Linked DNA regions of Homo sapiens: regions 1 and 2 are each linked to region 3. Evidence: chromatin loops called from intact Hi-C (ENCODE). Cell type or tissue: natural killer cell. All regions are shown on one strand.

Region 1 (8,000 bases), 500 kb before region 3:
AATCAACTGTTAGTAATTGTGCAGTAAAGTAAAGCCCTGTGGTGTATCAACTACTAGTTAAGAGTCTCAGTTGATTTCTGTAATGTTTGACCTAATAATAGCCCGTTTCGTCTCTGACCCAACAGAGGAAGCACAGATCAAATCACCTTGGAGTGGTCACCAGGGGGACAGGGAGCCCCCCACCAATGTATCAATGGGTGATTTATGATGCCTTCTGCCCTTTGGCGAGTGAATGGGTTTCCCATAGGGGAAGTTGGCCTCCCTCCGTGAGCTTTGGAAATGTTTTCTAATAGACACAGGGAGGCCAGTTCTGTTTCAGAGCAATTATCTTCCCAAATTCTCTGTTCTGGTGTTGGAACTGTGTGCCCTGGTTTCTGTTTTCCTTTCTACTGCTGTAATTCTCTGTCTCATCATCCTTCTCTTTTGTTTCCATAGCCTTTTATAATGCATATATGATGCTGTGAACAGAAATAAATTATTTATACAATCAAATGACTGGGGAGATTTTCTGTGGAATTTTTTGTTTGTTTTTTTGACATTGCTGGTATTCATTCTCTAGGCCTCTGCTGAGTGGGGGGATGGATCACAAGATGGTGTCTGGAGTTCTAGTCGGTATATCAGTCATCTCAATTTTTGGTGTCAGGGTCTAGCTCTGCCGTGAATGGTGGATCCGGATGCTAAAATGCAGGAGTCTGTATGCATTTGAGGCTCGTTCACTTGCGCCTGTCCTTCATCTGGGTGCCTTCCACTGCGTCATTTCAAATCCTTTAGGAAAATGGCCTCAATGTCTAGCCCTTCCTCAGCACTCTCATTTACTAAAAAGGTCATGAATTGATAATTACCTCAAAAAGGTAATTATATAAAATTGGAAATAGCTTTGTACTAATATAAGAACGCTGGAAGTTACAAAGCTACTCAGTATCTTGGCTTTGTCTCTCTGCTCAGTACCTGGGCTGAGTCCATGCTTTTTGAGTCCAAGGCTTGAGCTCTCTTAAATAGCAGGTGTAGTTAGACCCTCACACTCTGTAGACTCTGCAGAGAAAAGGTCCACTTTCTAGAGAAAAATGCGATTGGGCCAGAACCAATAGAACCTTGAATGGGTGCAATGGGTAGCATATGGAGGCACGTGGCAGCTGTTAAGCGACAGGCTTAATTGCTACTAAGTGATGGTTAAGACCCTAGTGGGGTATGGGGTCTCTTAAGCATGGAGCCCAAAAGAGCCAGTTCCAAAATCTGGCTCAAGTGCCTAGGGCCCTGTGATTTTGCTCAAGTCCTTTCCCTCTAAGCCTCAGTTTCTCATATGTAAAATGGGATCATAATGGTACCTCAAAGAATTGTTGGGAGGATGAAGCAGGATAATACAGGTGAAGCGCCTATCCCCATGCCTGGCACACAGTAAGTGTTCAATCGCTTTCAATTTGTTGTTATTGGCTGCCAACATGTGGAACGTGTGATAACCTCACCCGCCTGCAGGTCTTTAAGTCAGGTCCTTGCAATCTCCCTTTTAGCCACACTTCTTGGTATCCTCATCCCACTAAAACCTAGGCTGCTGACTCTGGGCTTGGGCCAGAATGGAGTGAAAACAAGCACCTGGAGACCGTCTGATCAACCCAGGTGGTCTTCTCCTCCAAAGGTGTAAGAGGCTGAATTAGGTGTCAAACTTAGGTTGCCGGACTCTTGAATCCATTACTTTTCATACATCCCATATCACTAGGCTGTGATCCCCTCAAAGCAGGGAGGAGATCTTCTTTAATTGCTGGTGCCTAGCATAGTACTGAGCATATAGCAGGTGCTCAGTAAATATTGGCTGAATGACTTAATTCCTGTCAATTAGTTTTGGTCATAAACTTTAGGAATTAAATAAAATTACTATCTCCTATTAAATATTTAAATGAAAATAGACAAAATATTGTTATTCTTCCAGATCAGTATTGTGAGATGAATCATTGCTCCAACCAAGCGTGTTGAAACTTACACATTGGTGAACACATTTGTGGGTTTAGAGGTTTTTCTTTAAAAATGAGCGTGGCTTGACTTTAATCATTTACATTGCTGCAGGAACTAATTATTGGGACATAGATTACATCAAAAGGGCACGGATGCTGTTTCTGAAACCTAAAAAGCGGCTGAAAAACCACTTAGGGACTATTGTGGCTCCCCAGGAGTAAAAATGTTGAGAATCAGAAGAAGCAAAGACCAAAACCCTTGCTTTATAGGGCAACCTTAATTTAATCTTGATTCAACAAATACATTCTTGGGGAGCCAAGTGACATCTGATACTTAGACAACATCAATCATGTTATGTTTTCTAGAAAATTAACTGCAAGTGGCCCCATCCCTCTGACCACTAGTAACCGAGGAGGTTGGTGTTAATCCTAAGCCGCTGTCCTATTTCCCACAATCTGAACTTTTCCTTCAAGGTTTCGATTCTTCGTTTGCCACAATCTGAACTTTTCCTTCAAGGTTTCGATTCTTCGTTTGTAAGTTTTTTTCGGTAGACCAGGGACGCCTGGCCTTACTGTTTTGTGCCTTTATGCTCGTCTCCAGAGCTTGGGTTCTTGGAACGATCCTGTTACCAGCGTTAACTGTTAGACTGTTTTGATGTCACAATCATGTGGTAGCAAGGAACGACAAAATTATGTGCATATAACTGATGTGAAGATTAAGGGTTTGACATGAAAAAAGTAAGAAGAGAACAAATGCAGAACTTGATAGTCCTTGATTTAGCAGCTCTCTGGCTGCCCAGCTGAATAACCTCTCTTCTGCTTTGTGTCCTGTTGTAGGTCTGATGCCCACAGCTTGGCATTTGCCTGCCAGAAAGAAATCCGCCATCTCAGTTGATATGCAGGCATTTCTCTTCTCTCCTCATTCAGCTGTCTCGTACATGTTCACTTATCCTTAAAACAGCCCTCTCCTTCTGGCTCTCCCTGGCTCAGCTGAAACTCGTTTAAAATAGAATTTGCACAAGACATTGGAGGATTTTATACATTTGTTTTGCACCAGTTCTCAACTTAAGCGTGGGGCTGCGTCAGTTTCAGAGAGGAACTTGCAATGTGAGGGTTTCTGAGAAAGTAGCCTGTTGTTTCTTCCCCAAGATTAGAAGTGAGAATGAAAGATCTGTGTTACTTACTCCACCTAAATTTTCAGAATATGCCGTGGCTTTCTTTGAATGGTACCACCTTACACACAACTCTGGGCGTGAACTGCTCCTAATGCAGGATGTAACTGTGACTGCATTCTGCATGGAGCATGGCAGCATGGTGTGAAAGAAGTAACCAAAACAAGCAATTTTTAAAGTTGTTTTTATAACATGCCTTTTAGAAGACGAGCATCTCGTTTGCATTTGTTAATTAAAATTACTGTAACATAGTAACATTAGGCACAGCCTGGTTTATAGTCCCTGTTAGTCCTAGATGATCATGGTAATAGCCACTGCAGCCTTTACTGAGTGCTTAGTATATGCTAGATACCATGCTAAGTGCTTCACTTCCTTGATAATTTTTCCTCCCAAAGGCCCCAAGAGATCAACTAATTTTATTTGCACTTACAGATGAGGAAACCGAGGTTCAGAGGAGATTAGCTAATGTTCTGCGAGGGTGGAACTAGTTTAAGACCCAGATCCCTTCAACCCAAGGGCTGGGCTCTTGGAGGCTCCACTAACCTGCTGCCCTTTGATCAGGAAGGTTCTGCAGTTTAAAAAATATTGGGCTCTGGGCCAGGCGCGATGGCTCACGCCTGTAATCCCAGCACTTTGGGAGGCCAAGGCAGGTGGATCACCTGAGGTCCGGAGTTTGAGACCAGCCTGGCCAACATGGTGAAACCCTGTCTCTACTAAAAATACAAAAAATTGGCCGGGCATTGTGGTAGGCACCTGTAATCCTAGCTACTTGGGAGGCTGAAGCATAAGAATCTCTTGAACCCGGGAGACGGAATTTGCAGTGAGCTAATATTGCACCATTGAACTCCAGCCTAGGCAACAGAGCGAGATTCCGTCTAAAAAAATAAATAATAATAAATCTGGGGCTCTGGATCTAGGAAGACGAGGATGGACGGTTTGTGTTGCCAGCCTGCATCACCACCCTCATGCTGATGACAGAAAGGGTGACCTCCTTCCCCTCCCCCTTCCCCCACTGCCAGGGCTCTGCCGACATCCCAGCACTGCACCTTGCTTTCTCTCCTTAGCACCTCCCAGTGTCTAGAAGACAACCCCTCTTGCTTCAGATTCTGTCCCTGAACAATTTTGTTTTCAGTTTTCCTTTCAGGAGTGTTTGTGTCGGGGACGATGCCTACCCCACAGAGGATGGACAGGGAGGAGTGTCAGGTGTCACTGGGTCTGCATTTGGGGATGTGATCTTGAATGAGTCACCTGTCTAACCCCACTCAACCTCAGACCGCTCAACTACAGGATGAGGCTGAGAATCCCCATCCTGCCTACCTCTCAGTATTGTTTTAAAGGTAAAATGAAACACTAGACAGAAAAGCACCATGCAAGCTGCAAGGCAAGTCACACACACGGCAAGGATGCATATGATGCTTCGGCTGTGACCCCTTCTCCCCGCTGATGGCAGGATGCCCCCTCCTGCGTGTAGGGGAATTCTGCTGGTCTGTTTTTCACAGACAGGCCAAACAGCCCTGGTGCTCGCTCCCTCTTCATTTTCACTGATAAGACTTCCAGCTCATGGAGAGTAAACCAAAGGAGACTTCCTAAGGGAAAACATCTTTCCTTGTGAGATTCTGGGCATTGAATCTTTAGTGGAAGTTTCCAGTAAGTGGCTGTGGGGGAAATGAGCCTCCTCTATCTGTGGTTTGCAGAATTCTCATTCTTCTAATGGCTACTCCTGGGTGTTTCCATTTCCTTAAACGCTAACTCACTGTGCAGTTAATTTCAACTGCCTATGCCTCATAACAACTAAAAAAACTACAATTGTAACATTTAAAAGGCATCATGGTAAGTAATGATCATTGCAACAGTTTATTTCATAAATATGTGTTTGAATCCATTATTACATGAATGAAAATTTGCATTGCTATGTAATTTGAAGTGTGCTGGGATGCTGTATTTATCATATAAAAAAGCTTCCAAAAACAGAATGGACAACCAATAGTGACACCCACAATATTGGGGAGACTGTGATATAGGCAAAGGCACTTGTCCTCAGAGGGCTGATATTCTAGTAGGTGAGTCAGGCCTAAATGATCAAGTGAGGTGCTTGACTCCAGTGCAAAGCATCCATCATTTTACCAAAGAGAAAGTCACAAATTTAACCAAACCCACCATTGCAAGCCACACCAGCCTTGGGATAGAGCCAGAAGCAATGTATGTTCCCTAAGGATATTACTCTGTGGTCCTGGTACCTGCCATGTGAAGAATTCTGCCCCCCTCAAAATCCTTCTCCAACTCTTTCAGAGATTTCCTGGGGCAGGGAGGGATGTTCATTGTACACATGTCCTCAGCCTCCTCCACATGTCCTCAGCCTCCTCCACTTCCTTTCCTTCCCTGACTCCTGGAGGCAGTGCCAGTTTTGCAGGTTTTGGAGAAGCTGATCATCATGATCAGCATGATGGCTCAAACTGCTAACCCCAAACACTGGTGACCCCACCTGGGTCCGCCCCATTCTCAATGTCCTGCAGATATTTCGGGGGCCTGGCTCCTCAGTGTCTGCTCTTGCACATAAGGAACACAGGAGTCAAAGAGCCCAGGGATTATCTGAGTGTCTAATGCTGTGCCATCCCAGAATCCCCCTTTTATCTGACACTGGCTCTCTCTCCTGGAGCCTTTCTCAGGTGTATCAGCCCACTAGTCCCCTCCATGGAGTTCTTCCCAAGAGATGCCTTAACTGATTAGAAATCCTGGGATGGATGGGAATCTTGGTGTGGGCCCAGCTCCGGGTTCTAAACCAGGGCTCCATCAACCTAAAGGGAGATGTGTGGTCTGCCTGCAATCCGGTTGCTGTCATAGAGTTAAGAATTTCCTGCAGAAGTATTGCGAATGACTACTTCCCCCTGAAATCCAGGCTGTGTCTTAATTCTGCTCTTCCTGAATCTGATTGTATAGATAATTGGATGCTGGAATCAGAGATTAAAGGGTCTGATATGGGGTGAAGGCCTCAGAAGGAGACACTGCAGGTAACCTATACAGTCAATATCTTATCTTGCTGGCAGGACCCTGATTTTGCTTGGATGGCACCTTCTGTCTCATGGTTTTGTATTCAGAAAAGGCTACCCTATCCCCAGCTTTAAGAGAAATTAATATCAACCATAAAATCAATCATTCCTGTTGCCCGCAATTTGCTTAGGATAGGTCCTGTTGCCATTCTGACCAATGAGGATGAAAGGAAAGGCTTTTTGTAGAAGAGAGAGCGGGTGGGCTTTGGAAAAAAAATTTTATATTGGAAAATGAGACATAGGGACCATATGGCTCTCCTTTGCTGTCTCTGAATTTCAGCAAATGAAGATGTGATGCCTGGAGTGACTGCAGCCATCCTGATCCCATGAGGAGAGCCAACCCAGACACTGAGGATGGCAGAAAGGAAATATGAAAGGAACCTAGGTCTTAGAAAATGTCATCCAACTGCTGGAATAACCAACCCCAGGACTGCCTGAACTCAGGGCTTGGGATTTCAGCTATCCTTCAGACACCATCACCAACCCTGATGTTGCAAAAACAATGAGAGCTCCCCACAAGAGCTGCCATGTGAGAGAAGCCTCTCCACCCTCTCTGTGTGTGACAAGAGGTCACAAGCAGATGGAAACCTGCCTTGCTTGGCCCAGGCTGGGGGAGTGGAAGGACTGACTGCTCCCATCCTGGTTTGACAATTACTGCCAAGGAGCCAAGGACATTCTGGCCACAAGAGTGTAATTCAGAGTAAACAGCTGAGAACGTCATTCATTGTTAAGCCCTTTACCACTGTTCATTTTCTCAAAAGAAATTATTCTGATAATATTAATTACTGCCATTCATGCAGTGTTTGTTTTATATTAGATGCTGAATTGAGCACTTGACAGTCATCTCATTTAATCCTCTCTGAAGCACTATGAGGTAGGCATGTACTTCCTGCCTCCACCAACTGCCTCCTTTGGATAGACAGACAGACAGATAGACAGACAGATAGATACTCTTAAAAACAAAGGTTGACCACTTTTGGAGTGCCAAGCACTGAGCCAAACATGTTAGTTGGGCTGTCCTTCTTACCCCTGACAGTAAACATCATGGAATCAGGACTATTTTTATCATTAGCCTCACTACAGAAATACAGAAACAGGCTTGGAGGTGCTGGGTGCCTTGCCAGGGTCACAGTGCTACTATGCAGAGTGAGGATTTGAACCCAGGCAGTCTGACCTCAGAGCCTGTGCACCTGCCATGAGGCAGCTCTACACAGCCCTGAGCTGGAAACTTGCACATGGCAGGTACCCCAGGATATCTGTCTCATGAATGGACTCCTAATTGGTGCAGCATCCACCACCATTGCAGCTGAGAAGGACCGCACAGGGATCTCTGAACCAGCGCCTTTCAAATCTGATGGGCATACTTACTGCCTGCCTGGGGATTCCGTTGCATCGCGCATCCTGACTTGGTGGGGCTGGGGTATGTCATGAGATTCTGCTTTTCTAGTAAGTTCCCAGTGAGGCTGATGCTGCTGTTCCCTGAATGCAAGCATCAGAGCATTCATTCATTTGTTGGGACCTTGGCTTTGTATCATGCCAGCACCCCAGAAAATTTCGTGCCTCAGCCATGTTTCTCTGGTCCCTTTAAAGCAGTGGCTGTCAACCATGGGTGATTTTGTCCTCCAGGTGCAATGGCAATGTCCTGAGACATGCTTGGGTGTCACCATTAAGGGGAGGGGGCTACAGGCATCAGGTGGGTAGAGGCCAGGATGCCACTGAACATCTTACCATGCCTGGGACAGCTCCCCAGACAATGATCTGGCCCAGAATGTCAATAGCACTGAGGTTGAGGAAGCCTGCAAGAGGTCCTTGCACTGGCAGTTCCCTCTCCCTAG
Region 2 (8,000 bases), 110 kb before region 3:
GTCCACGTTCCAACAGAAGGAGAGGGATGTTAGAGCTTGGCAAGAAACCTACCCATTCAAGTCAAAGGTCATGAAGTTAATTTGGTCCACACTGGGACGTCAGGTAGCCAAACGCCACTCAACAATAACAATAAGCCTAATGTAAAAATAGAACTGGACATTGCAAAAGAAGGTGGAAGGGTCCCACTGAGGAGGCTTTGACACAATGAGGACAGGGTTCAGTCTATCATTGTCCAACAGAGCTTTCTAAGGTATGGTAGGGTCTTGCTACTGGGCTGGGATTCAAGGAAAAGGCCACATTCTCTTGGGGGAGAAGCTGGGAGGAGTAGGAGAAAGCCAAACAAAGCAAAGCAGAATCCCAGGCCAGGAAACTGAGGCCCAGAGAGATGAATGAGACTACAACATGGAAAACGGGTGGCTCTGAAGATGAGAAGGCATCCAGGACTGAACCACCAGAGACCAGCTGCTGAGGCTTAGATGCCATCTGAACCACTCTGGAACCAAGGTTAGGGCAGAACTTGGGGAAGGAAGCCATGGGGATCTAGTGAGGCTCACAGGAATGAAAAGCCACAGGCTCACTATGGACATCATTTGATATGAAACGTCAGCCCAATAACCTCTTCCTTTCACAAATGCACACCAACGTAACAAGGTGTCCTTGTAGAAGGATGACTCGAATGCTGGTTGCCGGGAAAATGCCAACCCTAAGAAAGAATGCTCCCTTTCCTTTCCTTTTTCTTCTTATCCTTTTTCCTGACTGTGTGAGAGAACAACTCCTCTCCACCCCAATTTGTTGTGGTTGAGATAATACAGAACTGTACATATCTTTTCGTTTCTAGCTGACAGACAGTGAAGCTTCAACTGTTGGCTCATCCTTTTCATGTTGTTTTTAAATACATTATTTATTTCTTGAATAGATAATAAGTGTCTGTGGGCCAAAATTCAGAAAATAGCAAATATTAAACAAGGGAAAACACCTGCCTCCTTTACCTTCTCCAGTACACAGTTTCCTTGTCTCCTGGTTTTCATCAGCTGCATAATTTCGACATGCCAGTAACCAGATCACTTTGGTCTTAACCCTACACCTTAATGGAGTCAGTCAGTGCTCCCTGGTGGTCTTTTTACCATATTTTTTTTTCCAGTAAAAAATTGCCTGAATGTCATCCTTTAGTAGTTTCTTCGAAAGTGACTCATGGGAACCACACTCCCTAAGCGCTTGCAGGTTCAAAGATGTTTTCTGCTGTCTTATTTATGATGCATGGTACAGACTGCTATAAAATACACGTTTTCTCTTTAGGACTTTGTAGACTTTGCTCTACTGACTTCAAGGGTCGATTGAGGCTGTGAGCCAGGCTGGTATTTTCCCGTTAAGAGGTAATTTGGTCTCTTGATCTACCTGTCCAAAAGATTCTTTCTTTCTCTCTGATGTTCAGTAACTTCACTCAGATGAGGCTCCATATCAATGGTTCTGTAAATATTTCCCTCTAAGACATACTGTTATGATCTTTCAAGCTGAAGAGCCAAGTCTTTCTTTATTTTTAGTAATTGTACTTGGATTATATCTTTATTTTTTATTTTTGGTAGGAAGGTTGAATTTATTTATGTTTTAATGACAGATAAAATTGTACATATTTACTGTGTATGACATATGGTTGAAGTATGTACACATTGTGGAGTGACTGACTCTAGCTAATGAATCTATGCATTACCACACATAGTTTTATCATGTTTATGTTGAGAACACTTGACATCCACTCTCAGCATTTTTAAAAAATATAATATATTGCTAACTATAGTCACCATTGTATATCTAGTGTATAATACAATAGATCTCTTGAACTACTCCTCTAATGAACAAGAATTCTGCATCCTTTGAACAACATCTCCCCAATTTCTACCCCCAACCTTCTTAAAATATGTAATAACATATTTGGTTATCTTCTTTGGAGGCATCAATTATGGGTGGTTTGAACTTCTTTGTCTGTCTTGCTTATTTCTCACTTTCTCTGCAATCCTCTTATGACTCTTGGCTCATATGAATTTTTTTTCCCATCTTTCTCCATCTTATCATCCATTACCTTTGACAGTTTCAACATCAGCTCTTCCCTTCTGCACTGCTTCCCATCTGGCTTTCCTTCCTATAGTCGTTTTATTTCTCATCCACCCCTTTCAAGACCTCTCTCAATTCATGCTTTATCTCATTCTCTTATCTGACCATGTCATCCCTGAGCCCCTATCTTTGGGCTCTGGTTTTCTAAAGAATTCTATTTTTTTATTCAGGCAAGGTCTTGCTCTGTTGCCCAGGATGGAGTGCAGTGGTGCAGTCATAGCTCACTGCAGCCTTGACCTCCTGGGCTCAAGCGATCCTCCTGCCTCAGCCTCCCAAGTAGCTAGGACTACAGGCACACACTACCATGCCTGCATATTTCTGTATTTTTTTTGTAGAGATGGGGTTTTGCCATTTTGCCCAGGCTAGTCTTGAACTCCTGAGCTCAAGCAATCTGTCCACCTCAGCCTCCCAAAGTGCTGGAATTACAGGTGTGAGCCACTGTGCCTGGCTTATTTTTTTATAAAACTCTGTTTCTTCACTAAGATTTTAGAAAATTCTCAGCAATTGGTTTAATCACAATGTTCATCTGACCCATGGTAACGTTTTTTCTGTGGGGCTTGCTTATCTGCTGTATATGTTTGCTATTTCTTTTCTCATTTTTTATATATTGCTGTTGTATAGATTCTGTACTGATTCCTTCTTTATTCAGACTCATTGTTAGTGAGCTAAGCTCCTGGACAAACTATAGGGAGAGGCTGCTGGGGCCTATGGACCAGGGCCTTCTCCCAGCCTAAAAGACTTTTTCCTGGTGTCCAGTGAAGTTACTCATGACACAGGTTTATGTGTGAGTTTTTTGTTTTGTTTTAGGTTTAGGTTTCCAATTTCCTTAGTCAAGAGAGATCAGCAGTTGCAGAGGAGGTCTCCATTCAGTCTTTGAACACACCTGGACATACACCTAGACTGATTTCTACACACATCATGTGCCTATGTGGGCCTCTGTCAGTCACTTGGTTCCAGACTGGCTTTAGGGACGATCATGTTGCTTCCCTGCATATTCCTTTCCACATTTCCAAACAGAAGTTTAGGATTTTGCCTTTTATTGATTTAAGAGGGAAGTGTGGATGGAATGAGGATAGGAAGGCTATCCTCAAAACCAGGGGTAAAGCCAGGATTGGTGCATTTTGTCTGTGAATGAGTTAGTTCATTTATTATTCTTTTCCCTGGAACTATGAGAACAGTTACACTTGACTGATTTTTTTTTCTTTCTACACTGTAATTCCTTCCTGCTATTCAGAAGAGTTTGCCAAACCCTGATAGGTAGGAAGATGGATAGATGAATGGATAGAGAGAGAGAGAGAGAGAGAGAGAGAGAGAGAGAGAGAGAGAGAGAGATTCTGAAGTTACTGGTTTATTGGGAAAATTCAGGGAAGAGGCAGGAAAGTGAAGGGTAGCCTTTTTTCCACCAGAGCTCCAGGAGGAAACCAGCAAGAGAGGAAGCAGTGGCCCAGGCCCTATCTGAGAGAGGCAGAGGAGACCTTGGAAAGTATTTGCTGCCCATCCTTTTCCCAGAAAGGGCAATGAGACTCTTGTTTCTTACTTATATTTTGGTAGCTTGAATAATACCTCCCCAGCCCTATACTATGAATGTGTACTATAAAGTACACTTATGGTATAAAGCCATATAAATGGCCAAGGTCCCCTGCAGGTGGGATTAACTTAAAGTGGAGGAAGGTAACTCTGGACAGCAACAGGGAGAGCTGATGCTGGGGTTGCGTAGACACCAAAATCAAAATAGCGCTATTTATGGAGCACATTTTTAGAAATTCTCCCATGTGATTTTCTCAAAAACGCTATGAGGTAATAAAGGCTCAGAGAAGTCAAATTTTTTGCTCAGAGAAATCCAGCTAAAAAGTAGCTGAACTGTAATTGAAATGTATGCCTGACTGTACACAAGGTCTCTCCTAGTAACTCAGCCATTTCACATCAGAGGTGGCTGACAGGAAGCAACCACCTGCAATACTCTCTTTAATACAAAGGAGTCTCTGTAGTCCCGTGGTTTGGTGTGCACAGAACTCACCTGACCTGCTTCTCCCTCCTGGAGTCTGCAGGATGACAACGACCTGTGTAGGGCATTGGGCACTCCTGCCTCCACCTTCCAACCTCTGTGTGACTTCCTGACACTGATACCTCCAAGTCTATGGTCCCATTCTCTCTTCTCACCCCATCCCTTCACAAGTCATGGAAAACTCCAAAGTGCAATAAACTTGGTGCCAAAAGAACCTCTTACTCTTTCCCCTACCTCCACCAAACCTTTGCAAAACTTCTGAAGAAATTTGAGCTTACTCTTTCTCAGAATGGAAGGAATATTAGAAGGAAACAATAAGAATGGAAAGGGGATGGAAAAACCAGCCTTGAAGGGGGAGAAGAGGAAGCCAACATTCGCTGAACACCTGCTACATATCACACATGTCATGGTTGGCGTGTGTTCATTCTTAATCCTCCCAACCCACTACGGTAGGTAGAAACATCCCATCCTACAGGTAGGCAAACTGAGGTTCAGTGAAGATAAGTAACACACCTGAAGTCAAAAGACCCTGAAATAGCAAAATCACTTTCAACTCTCAATCTCCCTGGCCCACGCTCTTTGCCCCAGAGCCGGCTAGCCAGTGGCCCTGTAGGCGAACCAAGCAGAAGGCCCTCTCCTCAAAAATATCCCACAGAGAGCCACATCTCTGATGAGGTGTTAACCAGGAGCAGGATTGCTAACAGTCCCCCATGTTGGCCATGCCCACCATCCCTGCTCCCTGGAGGATAAAAGGGAAGAGACTTTGAACAAGACTCTGTGTGTGTGTGTGTGTGTGTGTGTGTGTGTGTGTGTGTGTGTGTGTCTGCCTTTCTCTCTTCTTCTGTCTCCCTCTTTCCCTCTGTCTCTTTCTGTCTCTGTCCCTTTCTCTTTCTGTCTGCCTGTCCCTCTGTCTCTGTCTCTCCATCTCTCATCACTCTCCCCCAACCTACAGACCACAAAGGTTTTCCCCACCACTTTACCATGGGCAGAAGCATTCACGGGGTCTCCACTATACATCCATGGAGAAGTAGGAAGTCAATTTTGGACTTTGAATCGCACTGTAGTTTCTAATCCATCAGTCACAAAGCAGTTTTTATTCATACTTGATACTTATGTTTCTGTGTGACACAATTTAGCACTCTGAGGACAAGGGATTTAATTATTTATCCCTTTAAATCTTAACCACAAAGCTTGTCTTGTTATCTGCCATATCTCCAGTGACAAGCATAGTCCCCGGCATATAGTGCAGGCTCAATATATATGTAAAATGGTAGATATATGTCTTAACATGCATGTTCTAGGAAAGTAATTGAGTATGTAAATGCAAGCATTGGGCACACAATTTTATGTGAAATGTCAGCTGTGCTGTTGTTGTTTTTGCTTTCACCTACAGTCCCAACATTTCAGAGGACTGAGGTCTTACCACGGATTTCGCTAAAATACCACAAAAGGAAATGACAAGAAGCCTTCATTTCTTCAGTTGTCGATCTATCTTATTTTGACATGGCCAAAAATATTACATTTCCAAAAATATGTCAACTACAGAAAAGATACCCAAACATGTAGTCTTAGTTTAAGCCACAGTTTACCTACATTAAATATACTCTGTTCTTTTGTCCCTACAGATTTTTTTTTTTTTTTTTTTGAGACAGAGTCTCACTCTGTCACCCAGGCTGGAGTGCAGCGGCCTGATCTTGCCTCACTGCAACCTCTGCCTCGTGGGTTCAAGCAATTCTCCCTGCTTGAGTCTTCTGAGTAGCTGGGATTACAGGCACCTGCCTCCATGCCCGGCTAATTTTTGTATTTTTAGTGGAGACAGGGTTTCACCATGTTGACCAGGCTGATCTCAAACTCCTGACCTCAGGTGATCCGCCTACCTCGGCCTCCCAAAGTTCTTGGATTACAGACGTGAGCCTCCATGCCCAGCCGTCCCTACAGATTTTAACCTATTAGATTAAGACAAGCTATCCTTTCTCTTAGTATCTGAAGATAGATGAGCCTCTGTTGCTGATTTTAAGAGCCTACCCAACGGCCCCCTCTGTCACCTGCACACTAACTACAGCTAGGACCAGGCCCCACCACCAGTGTATAACGGACTCTATCCCAATTGAGCCTTCAGGTGAGACACCTGGCCAACACTTTGACTGTAGACTATGTGAGACTTTGAAACAGAAGATGGTAAGTTATGCTCAGGTCCCTGACCTATAGAAATTGTGAAATGGGTGTTGTTTTAAGTGACTAAGTTTGTAGTGATTTGTTATATAGCAATAGATAGCTAAATACAGCACCATTTGGAAAACCTCCTTTTCTCAAACTTCTTCTATACTGTATTAGTCTCAGAGAGCTTCTATAACAAAGTATCCCCAGCCCTCCATATCTGTGGGTTCTGTATCTATGGATCTGACCAACTATGGATCGAAAATATTTGAAAGAAAAGAATGAATGCCTGTATCTGTGCTGAAGCATGTACATAGTTTTTTCTTGTCATTATTCCCTGGGCAATACAGTAGAACAACTCTTTACACAGCATTTTCATTGTGTTAGGTACTATTACAAGTAACCTGGAGATGATTTAAAGTATATGAGAAGATGTACCTAGGTCATATGCAAATATTACATTACTTTATATAAAAGACTTGAACATGTGTGGATGTTGGTATCCATGCGGGGACCTGGAACTAATCCTCCAGGGATACTGAGGGATGTCTGTGCCACAAACTGGGTGGCTTAAAACAACAGAGATGTATTGCTTCACAGTTTTGGAAGCTAGAAATCTGAAATGAATGCATTGGCAGGGCCGTGCTTCCTCTGAAACCTGTAGAGGAGAATACTTCCCTTTTCTGTGGTTGCTTCAATCCTTGACATTTATTGGCTTACAGCTGCATTAACTCTAATCTTGCCCCTGTTGTCACACGGTTTTTCCCTGTGTAGCTCTGTCTTCACAGACCCTCTTTCCATAAAGACACCAGTCATATTGGATTAGGGGCCCACCTTAGTCCCGAATGACCTCCTCTCAGTTTAAGCAGTCACATCTGCAATGACCCTGTTTCCAGACAAAACAACATTCTGAAGTACTAAAGATTAGAACCTTAGATATCTCTTTTTTTAGTGGGGTGGTGGGAGGCAGTGAAAAATTCAATTCATAGCCTATACCAAGTGCTTTTTACTAGCATGCTACCATAGCCTGAGTTAAACATGCTTAATCTGTTTTGACTACAGTGTTTTCACAGGGAGTAAAGGTTTGTGTTTTTCCTGATCCATGTGAGACTGATTAAATAAAAAATGAAAAGTGAGAAGTGGCAGGGACATCCATCACTTAAAATATTTAGCCAGCACTCTCAAAACCCAGTGGTGCACAACTGCAGAGTGAACGCTTCACCGGATGACCTTTCTGATATTGCCGGTCGACATGGTTATTGTTCAGTGGAGGAAGGTGACAGAGCATGAAAAAGATGGCATTTTGTTTTTCTCTCTAATGTGAGTAATAGAAGAGCCGGGAAGTTTATGGAGGTGGACGAGGACCAGTAGTTGAAGAAGAAATAAAATGTTGTATATAGTTTCCAGATGAGTGTTTTATTAATGGTAACGAGACTTTACATTTAGATAATGCTCCACAATTTACATTGATATTTCCTCCCTAGCAATGTGTCTTTTACATAGTAGTTACCCAAAATGTGTTGGAGAACCGATCACCGCAACGAGGTTGGGGGGCAGAGCAGCTCAGATGAAAAATATGCTGGGCAGATGTTGTTATTTTCATATTCAGATGTGTGAGCAGAACCTGGAGACACTGAGTTACTCTGTTCAAAGTCATTTCCAGATGTTAAAGCAGGTTGTCTGATTTGCCGTCTAGTAACCTTTGTTTTCAATATATTGCCCGGAACA
Region 3 (8,000 bases):
GCAGAAAAATCGATTACATATGTTACGAGACCTCATTCTTGCACCTTAGTACATTACATTAGACTTAAATATCTTAAGCAAAAAAAAATGTCGGATACCTACGCAAAACACTGACCAACACAGACAATGGTTATTGGCTTTGCTTAAAGTTTAGCTTTGTTTATCTTGGTGTTTAATGACGAATGGAACACCTCTGCAATCTACACTAGGGCCTGGATCCCGTGTAAGGCAGACTTGTAGCAGGTGCCTCTTGAACAGGGTGAGATCCTTAAAAGAAAAGGATTTCTGTTTATTAAACATCTCCTCCATGTAAGCTCCTATGCTATGCCTGTAAATTGGTTGGTTGACTGATCCTCACATCAACCCTGAGTGGTAGATTACTTAGGTGAAAAACAGCCAGGACTGGGATGTATTATAGTGCAGCCAGTCAAATCTAGCAGCCAGCCTGGCGTTTCTTCCAAATGTAGGTCAGGCTGCTTTGAGGCTAATAGCAAGCATCATCATCCACCCTTTCTAGTCCACAGCTGGTTCTGTTGCCTACAAAATGCACTGCATGTTTCTGCGGCTGCAACGAGACACGTGTGCATGCAGCAGCCCCCGATTAGGGAAGTTCAGGCTAAGAACTTGCCAGAAATCAGTTTACTACTTGGGCCAGAACAACTATTACCATTCAAATTATTGTCCCTAGAAGTAACTTGAAATATTCGAGTTTGGGGAATTTAACCTAAAAATAAGAAGAGATGAATGTGAAAATACTTTAAGCAATGTTGTATTTCCAAAAAAGAAATAGATGCTCTATTTCAAAAAAGGAAATAGAAATCTTTGACTATATATCTAGTCAAAAAATGGATTATACTGACTTCCCAAAACTCTAACACCAAAGAAAAAATCAAAACAACTGCATCCATTTTTGTGCATTGATGTTGTTTTCTGAGGTATTATTCCAAAGGAAGCAATAAGTCCTATTGAAAAGAGAAACTTCCAGGATGCTCAGAGCAGGGGAAAGCATTCTCTCTGGCAAGTGGGCCCCCCATCTTCCTCAGAGAGCTCAGAGTGGAAACGCAGCCCACAAGAGTCCAAGTAGGAAGAGATTTATTGCACCATGGCTTAAGTGGCCACTTGGAGTCAGGGAAAAACATGTCTTCTAGATCATCTAAAATAGGGATTGGAAAACTGCAACTTGGGACCAAGCCAAGCCCCCCACCTGTTTTTGTACAGTCCATGAGCTAAGAATGGCTTTTACAAAGCAGGGAGGTGCAGGTGGGTACAGCATCACTGAATACTGCTTCTTTTGACACATCTGACCAATGACCCTAGCTGGCCCTTACAGAGAAAGTCTGTGATCCCTGAGCTACAGTGCACGTAGGCCAGTGCCCATGAATAAGGCTTTGTGTTTGTATCATTCCCTACTTTTAAAGAGCTCTGCCTCATAGGTCACCAATCATTTGTTCCTCAGGACAACTGGGTTGACTGCACGGCCCCTCCTGCTGGAAGAGTAGCTTCCTCTGTACCTCAAGGGCAAAGGTGGATCCAGTGAGCAGCAATGCTTTCCCAGACAAATAGCAAGAACTCTTATGGGCATCCCAGGGGGTGTGAATGAACCAGCTGATAACTGGACATTAATACCCAAAAGCCGTTTTGCATAAATAATGCATATTCAGGATTGGCTAGGCTGAGATTTATTTATACACCGAGGTACAGCTGACCCATATGGCAGCAGCTTCCAAAATGTTCTTTTTCTCTCAAGTCAGTCCAGGACTCAGCCAAATAGACATGAGGGTTCTCCAGAGGGGGGCTCCTAATGGAGCGATGCTTCCACCTGCTTTCCTAAAACAATGTTTATATTCTGTAGACATTGTTTTCAAATTCTGTAAAGGGGAGACTGAACTCTGCAGAAAAGGATTTTCTGGGCCAGCACGTGCACACCCCCTCAGCAAAGCAAGCATTGTAGCAGCTTAGAGACCATCTCTCATGCCCAGGGTCTCACCCGCCCCATCTGAGATGGTTCTTAAAGTCTCCTTGACAACCAGTGGCCATCTGGTGTTGTCCCTGAGAGAATTCTGCAATTTTCCCTTTGTGCATCTCCAGCGATATCTTGTGCCCTTGGCGTCCTGTCCCTGGCAAACACCTAGCTGGCTGGAGACATGCAGTGACAGCTGAGGTCCATCTCCTGAAACCAGCTGAGCAGGAGAGGAGGAGGAAGGAGAGGCCATGCAGAGGGACAGCAGTTCAGAAACTCACTGAGAGTGGAAATGGTACCAAGAGGGAACAGACGTTTAGAATTCAGATCACTTTGTACATAAATGAAGTCCAGAAGTACCTTAAAAGAATAACACACCATGACCATGGAATAGGATGACTAAATATTAAGAACATTTATGTCATTCATCTTTTGTACAATGCATCATAATACTAGATCAAAGGGAAAAATAGCATTTCAATAACTGCTAGAAATCTTCTGGCAACATATAACATCCTTTTCTGATTAGGAAGAGAAAGAGAAAGGAGCTTAATAAACAAAAAAGAGGAGGAACTTTCCATGACATGATAAAAAGAAAAAAAAAGAAAAGTAATTTAGTAAGGAGACTCATTCCAGAATAAATAAGGAAAACTTTAATAACCTTCTTACGTACCAAAACGTAGTCACTGAAAAAACATAATAGAAAAAGTACCTTACTTTTTTCCCCCTACCATAAGTGGCTGGAAACAAATTAACAAGGAATCTGCCAGATCCATATGAAAAAGACCATAAAACTTTACTGGGAAATTATATATGTTTGAATAAATGAAAATCATAGCATTTCTTCTCAATAGTAAGATGCCAAATTCCCTTAAATGATTCTACAAACCTAACATCATCATAATAATATTCACAAGAATTTTTGGGGGAAGGAGAAAGAAGAAAGAATCCACAAGATAAGCCTTAGGCTCCTCTGTACAATTAAATATACAAGAAATGCCAGAAAAGTTTTGAATAAGAATAATGAGGGAAACTTGTACAACAGATGTTAGAACGCCTAAAAGAAAAAAATACTTCAGTAATCAAAGCCATTTGGTAGTAAAAACCAAAATACAAAGACAGATCCACAGAACAGAATGCAAAGTCTGCAAAAAATTCACAAGGAAAAAGTAGATGCTAAAACAATGGCAGAATTTTCAAATACACTGAAATACAAGAAACTTGTCAGCTAATTCCCTATCAGATGGACACCTCCTCCAAACTTTGCGTAGATTTCATGGATTTTCCTTTGTCGCTCCTTCCCCAGCACACAGGCAGTATCTAGCCAGTACTGCCCCATGGCCCGTGGTGACAGTGACTTTTCGCTCTCTCTGATGCGCTGGTGTGTATGTTAAACTGTGTAACACATCCTGGTTCCCCTCTCATTCTGCAACATCAAAAAAGCAGGTACAAAGCCAACAACAGCCAGCAGTAAGAGATGACAAGCGATTGGATCACACTGATTTTGGAATTGATAATTCAGGTTAGTATATTGCTAACAGAATAACCAACTAAGACTGTGCCATATACTTGCACGAAGACCCATGACATTTCTCTTCAACTTCAGGAAAAAGTCCAAATTCTTTAATATACTATAAAAGACTCTCCATAACCTAGCCCCTGCCTACATTTCCACCCTCCCCGGCTGCTGATTCCTCCCTAGACTAACATTATCTCCCCTGCTTCTACCTCTCCTACCAACACTTGGGGCTCTGGGTACATGATCTTTCAAGCAAACATCACCTCCACCTAGCTGCTGCTGCAGATCCTAGGCTCCCCCAGCCAACAATCTCACAATTAATAACTCCCTCCTCTGCAAATAGCCTCTCCATGCTGTTTGTATTACATTATATTATATATATTATATTCATATGTTTCCATGTCATCTCTTCCCTTAATATCAGGGACTTAACCTTTCTCTGCCTCCCACTCCTTACGTGTAAAATGGCAATAAGGCTGCACCTGAGGCAGGTTAGATGAGGTGGTCAGAGCCTCCCTTGACAGGAAACAAGAAACTTGTCAAATTGATGAAGAGAACAAACCACCTAACAGTGCACAGACCGCATCCTGAGCTCGTGGTTAGAACACCCTACAGCAAAAAGGCAGGAGCAGAAGAGAAAAATCCCCACATTTGTACAAGCACAGAAACCCGTGATTAGTGTCCTTGGGCTGACCTGTGCTCATTATAATAGTAAAAAACACACCCCCAGGTGGAGATTTAAAATGCTTATAAGACATGCGATGGATGTACTAGCATGTACAGCCACTGCACATGTGGACCTAAGAAACCACTCCTAACATGCTTAATAGCAACACCCCTTACCACCCCTTCATGAATAATCATGCAAATTTCCCATAAAGGGAGATCCCCCAGTATTAGACAGAGCTGTCTTGCCTTTGAGTGGCCCGTTCTGACCGGCTGCTAGAGTGTACTTTGGCTTTGCAGTCAACTCTCTTGCTTGCTTTTGCTTTTGACTCACTTTCAAATTATTTTCTGTCCCAAAGTCAAGAACCTGAACTAGCCCACCGGCTACACACCTACACAGAAATGAGTAATAATTAAATGAGGCGACCCCTGTAAAGCACTTGAACCTGTGCCCAGCATGGGAAAGCTTCAATAAATATTAGCTATTGTTACTATTACAATTATCTGCGCTCTTCTTTCTATTCTTTTCACCCCAATTCAATAACCTCCCTTAGACTGTTCACACAGCACTCAAACCTTTAGTTTGTATCAGGTCATTATTTTCTTCCTTCTACTTTTCTGCATGTTTATATTACTCCTAAGATCTGAAAAACATTTTTAGAAATTATTCTACAGCAGGACATGTTTGACGAGTCCTTTTCAGAACTGCCTGGGGTGAACTTATCTTCAGGGCACAATGCTTATAAATGCCCTAGCTCCTGGTAAGTCGACCTGGAGTCATTTACTGACTTTAAATTCACTTCCTGCCGCTGATAAGCCACACAGGCCCTGTGATCGATAATTTTAATGTAGAATAATCACAGATGTTCACATCCATTTCCTTTCTCTGTTGAATACCATCTAGAGAGCACTCCAATACTCCTTCAGAATTCCCAAAGGTACATTTGCATTGCAGTTAATAAGGTTGCCATTGTGTATGGTTAAGCTTTTAAATGAGTATTTTGATGTGGTGCCAGGGAAGGGTCACATCCTGGGGCCATCTGCTCACAGAGTAAGCCCTGAACAACTTTAAAAATGATCAGAAACAGTGTTCCAAGGATTTAACCTAAGGATAACAACACGGCGTCTCTCGCTGTTCTGGTGTCCCCAGACAGGTATTAGCCAGGAAAAGGCCTCTGGTTTAAGCCGGAGCTAATCGAGGAGGTTCCCCAAGGACAGGGATGTTGCAAGCTGTCACACTTAAGCACTGACTGGGGCAACAGTAGGATGTGATGCAGTGGCTCTGGCCTCGTGGGGAAGAGACCTGAGTTAAGCCAGATAACGCGCGGCCAGGACCACAGACGCTGAGCTGCTGGGACTTCATCTCCTTCACCTGAAAGTGACAGACGAGGCTCCCATCTTTCTCAGCTCCAAATTCAATCATTTCATTATCAAAATGCAGGTAATGGATTACAAAAGTGCCCGGTTCTCATGAATGGCTCCTTCAGACAGCTCATGTGCATAGATTCAAAAAAGCTCTAAATATTTTACCATGTGCCTCGTTGAGATTTACCAAGTTAGCATAACTCAAAGGCCATGGTTTTAGGAGCTGTTGGTCTTTTTGTTTAATGTCTGTAAATATAGTTAGTGGTGAGTTCTTACAGGACTATCCAGTGTAGCTATGACATCTTATCACTGTAAAGAAAAGCCTGAAGCCATCCCACTTCGCCCTCGCCTTTGCTTCAGGTTTTGGGATTGGTCTGTTTTGCTCCCTCTCTTGTGGAGACATAATCACCCATAACCTGCTGCTTCTCTCTGCAGCTCAGATGTTGGCCCCTCTGACTTTTGGACACTATTTGGACATCATGACATTGGCTGGCTGCCTGTGAGTCAGACAGGCTTCTGGATCCTCAAGTCCCTCCCTGCCACCAGCTAGGTGGTGAGGGAGAGTTTCCCCTTCCCTTCTTAGGGCCATGTGGAACTAGCAGCCACATAATCTTCATGGCCCAGGCACCTGGCACAGAGCAGATGTTAAACCTTTACATGATGATTCTCTTGCTGATTTGTTACTCACCATTGGTGCTTCTCAGTATATAATACACCAGGAAGCTAAGCTCCTAATAACTAAATAATGAACTAAACATGGGTAAGAACCCATTTTTTTCATTCATTGAATAAACCCACAAAGTGACAGGTGCTGAGATGGCGGGCACAATCTTCACCCTCCAGAGTTCGCCATTCTCAAGGAGAGAAGGTTGTTACCATGCAAGTAAAAGAGTGCCATAGGGGCTCAAAGAGTCTCTGTGTGAAGTGGGGAGGCCATCAGGTACCACCCTGGCAAAAGATGATTCCTGGCTCTGTAAAGGGCAAGCAGAAACTGGGCAGGAAGAGAAGTTCGGGATGGAACAGGCAATCCAGACAGAGGACAAGTATGTGCAAAGCATCAGGCATAGCAGTTCACCCTGTTTAAAGAGGAGCATATGGGAGGCCTGCCGGGGGACAGAGAGCAGGGGATGAGCATGGTGGGGAAGCTGAGAAGACTGAAATTTATCCTGAATGCTGTAGGGAAATATTGAAATCCTTCCAGAATTTTAAGCAGAACAATGACTGTGTTAGTCCATTTTCACACTGATGATAAAGACATACCCAAAACTGGGCAATTTACAGAAAAAAAAAAAAAAAGAGGTTTAATGGACTCACAGTTCCACGTGGCTGGGGAGGCCTCACAATCATGATGGAAGGCAAGGAGGAGCAAGTCACGTCTTACGTGGATGGCAGCAGGCAAACAGAATGAGAGCCAAGTAAAAGGGGTTTCCCCTTATAAAACCATCAAATCTCGTGAGACATATTCACTACCATGAGAACAGTATGGGGGAAACCGCTCCCATGATTCGATTATCTCCCACTGGGTCCCTCCCACAACTTGAGGGAATTATGGGAGCTACCATTCAAGATGAGATTTGGGTGGGGACACAGCCAAACTACATCGGTGATGTTTTAGAAACATCACTTTTGGTCACAGTGTAAAGAAGACTGGAGTGGACTGGAGAAGGACATCTCTGGACACTGGGAGACCAGATGGCCACACACTGCTCAGCCCCTTTGCTATGTGATGTCCCCAGAGGTATGTGCTTCCACACAGCCCTGCTCAGGGGGAGGCCACTGGACAAATGAGGCAGGTGACCCTCATCTGTAGTCCTTGAGCATCTTGGAATCTCAGGGCTCTATTTGACAATTGTCTTTTCCTTATATTCTTTTCTAAATTATGAATGTAATGTGTGATCATTGTAACCAGAGAAGTATATATTTGATTTTTAAAGTCCATGTTTTTATTTTTAGAAAACAATATTATGCCATAAAATTAATTTGCAATTTGTTTTTTATATTTAAAAAATACCATTCTTTCAAGTTAACAGATATAGATCAAACTTTGTCTTTTAAGAGCGGCATAATATTCCACAGTGTGGATACAGCACACTTTCTTTAGCCTCTCCCTAGTGATAGACATCAAATAGTGATCTAATAAACATCTTTGTACATACACCTTTAGGATAGATTCCCAGATGTGAGAGAGTTCCGACAGAGGTTTGCATGTTTTTCCTTTAATAACTATTTTTGAAGTACTTTCCTAAGAATGGGAAGTGAGTCAGGTTCCCAGTAGCAATGTCCATTTCCCAGCATCATCCCAACACCAGAGACTCCCTTTAACTTTCGTTCATCTGCTGGGTTTAAAACAGCGTTTCATTGTTTCCACCTGAACTTTCCTATCCACAAGATTAAGTCCTTTTTTATGTGCTTATTGGCCATTGGACTTTTCTTTCTCTGAATTATTTATTTTCTCTGACAAGTTTTCTATGAGTTGTCTTTCTCTTATAA

What was found. Hi-C counts contacts between places; a loop is a spot of excess contacts. Peaks named below come from ENCODE experiments on the same cell type or tissue, not always from the same donor. Only the 100,000 strongest peaks of a DNase experiment are listed, where the experiment ranks them.
Region 1: a loop joins it to region 3, with 3 times the contacts of the local background. A loop is called at or near these places in 6 of 110 quality-filtered maps.
Region 2: it touches region 3 in a loop (4-fold over the local background); 6 of 110 quality-filtered maps call a loop at or near these places.

The regions. Positions count from the first base shown.
Region 1 is chr2:234,485,533-234,493,532 of GRCh38, reverse strand. ARL4C (ARF like GTPase 4C) reads left to right here. Exons shown (of 2, transcript NM_001282431.2): 2 at 1-492. Among named protein-coding and RNA genes, the nearest start is that of ARL4C, 7.5 kb to the left of the region's middle. In natural killer cell, no CTCF peak of the experiment used is centred here; DNase peaks (open chromatin) are centred at 1,492, 2,652, 3,152, 4,432 and 4 weaker places; H3K4me3 peaks cover 3,246 bases; H3K27ac peaks cover 7,759 bases.
Region 2 is chr2:234,098,382-234,106,381 of GRCh38, reverse strand. No RefSeq gene overlaps it. Among named protein-coding and RNA genes, the nearest start is that of SPP2, 52 kb to the right of the region's middle. In natural killer cell, no CTCF peak of the experiment used is centred here; DNase peaks (open chromatin) are centred at 4,091 and 5,511; H3K27ac peaks cover 2,483 bases.
Region 3 is chr2:233,986,779-233,994,778 of GRCh38, reverse strand. The region is part of intron 21 of TRPM8 (transient receptor potential cation channel subfamily M member 8); the gene reads right to left. Among named protein-coding and RNA genes, the nearest start is that of SPP2, 60 kb to the left of the region's middle. RefSeq lists an enhancer at 4,203-4,252. In natural killer cell, no CTCF peak of the experiment used is centred here; DNase peaks (open chromatin) are centred at 3,378 and 4,068; H3K27ac peaks cover 2,643 bases.